Regions from separate parts of the Homo sapiens genome. Here region 1 is linked to region 2. The links are chromatin contacts, found by Hi-C in ENCODE. All regions are on one chromosome and are shown on one strand. The core of a region is the stretch at or near the end of the contact, and the rest is flanking DNA. Distances in the headings are between cores, read along the strand shown.

Region 1 (2,847 bases), core at 172-2,671, 370 kb before region 2:
TTGCATAAGAATAAATGAATAGAAAATCCCTGAAGGATGGAATTCATAAATCAATCAGACACATAAGCAAGTAAACATGTAAGGATGTAATCAAATGGAAATATTTTTTAATAAAACAAAAAGAAACTTAGAAATGATCATTTTACAGCTAAGGAAACCAGAGCCCAGAGAGGTTGAGTCTTATACATGGTCACTGTGTTTGTGGCAGAGGTAGAAATAGAAGCCAAGATTTGGATTCCTGCTCTCTCTCATGTTGGCCTTAGCTGTCCCTAGCTTTCCTGATGTTGTATGTTCTTTAGCCAAGAATCTGTACATGAATATCCATTTTAAAACTTTTTTTAAAATATCATTTTTAAAAAGTGATTTTAAAGTAAAATTGAGAGAAAAACAAAGATTTTCTAAAGCACTCACAGTAGATCTCCACCTGGATTCCTTTTTCCAATTTCCTAGATTCACAAGTTGCTGTGCACAGGTAAGAGTGTTCGTTCCCAAAACTAACAGGATTCATTGTCAGCGTAGATGTGGTCCCCTCATTCGTCACCTTCCCATTCAGTGGACTATCTATCTGGGTTCTCCAAGAGAAAAATGGGGACTCACAGCCTGTGGTGCTGCAAGTCAATGAGACGGAGTCACCAATCTGAGCAAGATATCTAGATTCTGGGGTGGTCTCGATTTTAAAAGCTTGAGCTGCAAAAGCAAAAAAAGACAGAAGCAAATTTACCACTAGTTTGTCTAGTATTCTCCTCCTTCTTCTCTGTATAATGTCTAAAATATGATCAGACTGATCTCTTTCCTAAGCTGCTTCAAACTAACTGCAAGGTAGCCAAAAAGCACCGAAGTCACTGCCAAAAAAGTTTATGGAATCATCTTCAGTAGAGAGAATTCTCAGTTCCAACCTTGATGCCCATTTATCAAAGCTGTTTTGTTATTTGCTAAGTTTGACCTCATTGTCAAGTATAGGAAACTAAAGAGACAGACCGACTAGAGACAGAATCCAAATTACTCAATTGCCTTTGGAAAAAAAGATACCAAAAACATCAATTTTCAGCTCTAACTATGACAGTACAATGGTATATAGCAAAACTCAATTGCATATTAAAAGTTAGACTAAATTAACTTTTCCTACTGTTTAAAATCCTAGTGTCTTTACTTCACTACTATCGCAAAACTGACTGAAGCCAAAACCAGGGCTAAAATTGAATGCTAACATTTGAAACAGATGAAGGGAAATAACTTACAAGCTGCAAACATTATCCAAAGTATATTTGAGGCTCCAAGGATCACGACCATCTTCCCAGGCATTTTAAGTTGCTGTCGTGATGAGAAAATAGTGGTTCCAAAACCCTTATTTGTGTCCCACCTGTGTGTGCCTGGGAGGGTATTCAGCTCCTGAAGCCAGTGAGGCCCGATGCAGATACCGCGGAGTGAAATAGAAAGTCTGTGCTTTATAAAGGGTCTTGTTGCAGAGGCGGAGGGAAATCCCTTCAAGGGGAAACCCAGGGCAGAGCCAGGGAAAAAAGTTTAACAGACACCCAGCCAAGTTCCACTATTAACCCCTTCAGTTGCTCTCACTGCTGAAGCTCCTCTCTCTGTCCTGGCAAAAGAAGACACTTCCAAGACTATAAAATACAGGCTTTTCCTCATCTTCGACTCCAAAAGGCTATCTTTACTGGAAAGATAAAGGACAATGCTGATTGCAGAATGAAGCTTTCTGAATCCAATGTGGGTTAAGGGGGTGGGGAGAGAAAAAATGGAGACAGAGTAGTAAATTCTACTCTGGTTTTTGAACTGGATAAATAACGACTATGCCATGTGAATTGATTTTCTCCATCAAGGAAATATGTTTGCAATTCTAAAAGAGATTAATTTTTTTCTCTTACAAGAGAAAGGAAAAAGTTATTTCTTTTGATGAGTCATTTTTTAAAAAAGGGACACCATAACTTCTTAGTTTTATATTTATTCATAAAAATAGTTCTTTTAGCAACAAACATCAACTTTTTGAAACTATTTTCTTGAGTAGAAAGTAAAGGACTGTAACTGAAATTGCTGCCAAAACAAGGGAAACAATTTTTTTTTGTTTTAGAAAAGTTACCAATAATTTGGTTAAATTGCTGGATAATTGGAATTTTTTTGCATACTTAAATGCAAGTGTATGGAATCCATCTGAAGTGGCAAATCTCTTGGGCTGTGAGATTTAACCGCAAACCCAGTTAAAAAATTAAAAATAATAGGTTTTTATTATAGGCAAGGGGACAATAACCAACTCTATGTTCCTTTTCCCCCCAGTGAAGTGCCTTTTTAAAAAAATCCCAATTAACTAACTGGCTTAGCCTTGCACACACATAGCCCAAGGCCTTGCAAAATGCTTGCCCATCAAAAAGAAACCGGAATAGCCACTTCCTTTTATTAAACACGTGCAGGTCTATCTCCCCCATTGGATCATCAGTTCCTCTCATGGTCAGGACCAGTTCTTGTTCATTGTTGTATCTACTTCTACAATATCTAATGCATGATTTTCCACTTAGTGGATACAAAAAATGCAATAATAAACGTTATACATTTGGAGAAGAAAATTCTAAATACTAGCAATAATATGTAAATACGGCATGAAAAAACTGTTAAATTCTACAAGAAAATTCTAAAGCTCAGAGACTCAATGGGATGTGTACAATAAACTTGTACTATATAACATTTGTACTCTGTAACAAAGGCCATAGCTGAGGTCTGGAATCTATAACTGTCCCTACCTGGTTGGAGAGGCTTCTGGATCTCCTCTTGGATACTGATGTGGCTCCCACTAAAAGACAAGGAGGGAAAAATAAGTTGGAGATGCTGTTCTAGGGTGTG
Region 2 (2,700 bases), core at 147-2,646:
AAGAACAAGCTGAATGGCCAAGAGAAAAAAAAACAAAACATAAACTTACTTTTCATAGACCAGCTCCTCATCGATGGAGAAATAGTGGGTATTTACTGTGCTTTTTGGTCTATTCCTTAAAGTAGCAAAATATAACCGATCTGAAAGACAAGTTTAAAAGACAGAAAAAACATATGAGAAGTAGAGAAGTGGAAGTGAAGGTGGGTGGTAACATACGAAGGATCACAATTTAAAGACCCCATTAACACGTGGAATTCTTGCAGAAACCTCATCCCTCCCAGAAAGCTAGAGACTCAAGAGCACAACAGTTAGGCAAGAGGAGGACCTGACCGAGGAACTCAGCGGGGCTCAGAGCACCCACATTTCCCTTGTTTCAGGCCAGCAGAGTAGGCAGGAGCTGGGGGTACCCGCAGAACTGGAGGTGCAAGTTTGGTTCCCAAATCTCCAGACCTCAGCAGCTGCGAGAAGGGGAAGAAAGAGGTGAGCCTCCCGACGCAGCTTCGGAGATTTGAAAAAGAGGAAGGGAGAGAGACTTGGGGGGTGTGGTTGGGGGTGTCCCGAAAACCGAAGCCTGCGATGGTGGAGTAAAGGTGACCGGTGAGCATCCGGAGCAGGCTCCCCATGAGCTGCTGAGTGCCGGAGTACGGGCAGAAGCCGGTGCTGTCCCATTACGAGGCCGAGAGGCCATCCGAGGGAGCTGCAGAGGGAGCAAGGGACACAAGAAAGAGAAGCCGGAAGCAGGGGGTCCTCGGAGAAAGGAGAGTCCCTAGAGGGGACGAGAGCGCGCGCAGCGGCTGCAGGACACTGGCAGCCTCAGGAGAAGGTGGGGACAGTGGCGCGGGAAGTGAAGAGTTGGGGGCAAGAAAGCGTTGGAAGATGCGGGGCGGCTGCTCCTCACCTTTCATGAACTCACAAGCCCCGATTAGTTCCCCTGACTCCGCTGCCATCTTAAGCGAGATACGCACGGGGGAGGGCTGGGTCGTGGCCAGCTGAAGTCACTCGCCCCCGGGGGCTTCCCCACTGCCCAGGAGCCAGGAAGCTCACAGTCCCGAACAACAAGCCTGGCCGAGGGAGGCAGCAGGCGCCGAAGGCGGAGGCGGCTTCGGGGTCAGCGCGCCGGGCGCCCCGGGGACATTCCGAGGGGAACCCGAGCTCGCTCCGCGCGGGGCGCTCACGCCCCTGGCTGTGGCCGCTCCTATTTGGACTCGGCTGCTGCAGCTGCTGCTCCGCCGCCGCCGCGCCTGGGAAACGCAGACCAGCTCTCAGGGCAGGGCAAAGTCTTCCCCCGGCTTCCAAAGTGATCATGGAGGAGGAGACTTCTGGTCCCGATCGCGCCCGTGGCTACTCGAGCGGCAGCCGGGAGGACTTCAGTGCCCGCGGGCTGGCAGCAGCTGCTCCGGATCCTCCTTCGCCACCTCCTTTCAGCAGTTACTCTTCCTCCTCCTCCTCCCCCTGGGTCCGCCCCCAGACCTTCCTCCCCGCCCTCCCTCAGCCCCCTCCACTTTCACGACTCCGCGGCCATCCCTTAAAGGGACAGCCCCGCTCCTTTCTCCGCAGCAGCCCCAGTTACCAGGCGCCCCGCGGGTCACTAGGAGCCGGTTGCTAAGGCTTTGTTGCCGTCCACCAATTGCTGTTCAGGAAACGGGGCCCTCGGCCCAGGGGAGCGGGCGGGGCCTGTAGGCCAGAAACTTATGAATGAAACGGCGGGGTTGAGAGTGGACATCGCCAAAGGCGCTGTCGCGGCCTCGGAGGCTAGGATGTGCTGGCGCCCCCTTTCTTTTCTGCACCCTCTAAGTCTTGTCCCACTCCAGATTTCTTTTCTCTCTCTCTCTCATTCTCTTTCTTTCTCGCCCACTCACCCATGCTCTTCTAAACTCTTGTAGGGCGCGCGCGCGCGCACACACACACACACACACACACACACACACTCGTAAAAACCTCAGATCTCCGTGCCCTGCCTCGCCTCTAGCTAACATTTCAGCCACCCCCCACGCCCAACACTGAGGGGGTCTGCATCTTTATAAAAAATACAATTGAAAAAGAAGCACCAGCTCCTAGCTCACAGTACATGTATTGGTTTCCTCTACACATACCAGACTCTGATATAACTTGTACTTTGTTCTCACGGGACAAAAAGTTTCCCATCTGGTTCTCCACGCCCTCTCATCTGGGCCGCCAATGTGAGCGCAAAAGCATCACAGATGCCTAATCTTTACAGTGCTCCGGTCCCGGAGGGGCGGGGCGAGACCGCTGAGCCAGCCTGGGCGGGCGCGGAGGGAACAGGAGAGAGAGGAGAGTCCACTGGTCCAAGGAGGAAGGTTAACACAAAGGAATTTCTTTACATAGTCTCAGCTGAAGCGCTCCAGGCAGGAGTCCCGCTAAAAGAGGCCATTGACTTGTCTCTGCGAGGCTCTACGTACTGTTTGAACAACTTGAACGCTGGGCGTCCTAAGGCTGTACCTAATCAGAGTGCAGTCCCTTCCATACGAAAATGGCGCTACAGACCGACTATCCGAAGAGCATGCGCTCTGAGAGGTCTCTCCAGAAACAGCAAGAAACTTGTGGCGGCGTTTTCCTTCGCAGTCGCTTGTTGACCTCTAGGGAGAAAGGGGGCGCACCCGTGCAGAGCTGACTGAGGGAACCAGCCCTTCGAGGGCCAATTGCAGGTTTTGTTTGTGGTTTTTTTTTTTTTAATGTGTG

Evidence for each region. Hi-C counts contacts between places; a loop is a spot of excess contacts on that map. Pooled maps may share reads with other maps.
Region 1: a loop to region 2 is called in a map of ascending aorta, with 5 times the contacts of the local background. The contact joins the promoter of VCAM1 here to the promoter of CDC14A in region 2. A Hi-C loop is called at or near these places in 1 of 168 maps with a recorded cell type or tissue (ascending aorta) and 2 of 50 pooled maps.

The regions. Positions count from the first base shown.
Region 1 is chr1:100,718,316-100,721,162 of GRCh38, reverse strand. It overlaps VCAM1 (vascular cell adhesion molecule 1), which reads right to left and starts at 1,421. Exons shown (of 9, transcript NM_001078.4): 1 at 1,239-1,421; 2 at 412-687. The coding sequence starts at 1,302.
Region 2 is chr1:100,351,202-100,353,901 of GRCh38, reverse strand. CDC14A (cell division cycle 14A) reads right to left here and starts at 1,396. Exons shown (of 16, transcript NM_003672.4): 1 at 899-1,396; 2 at 50-140. The coding sequence starts at 947. RefSeq lists enhancers at 270-519, 560-869, 2,120-2,169, 2,210-2,639 and silencers at 1,450-1,499, 1,530-1,619.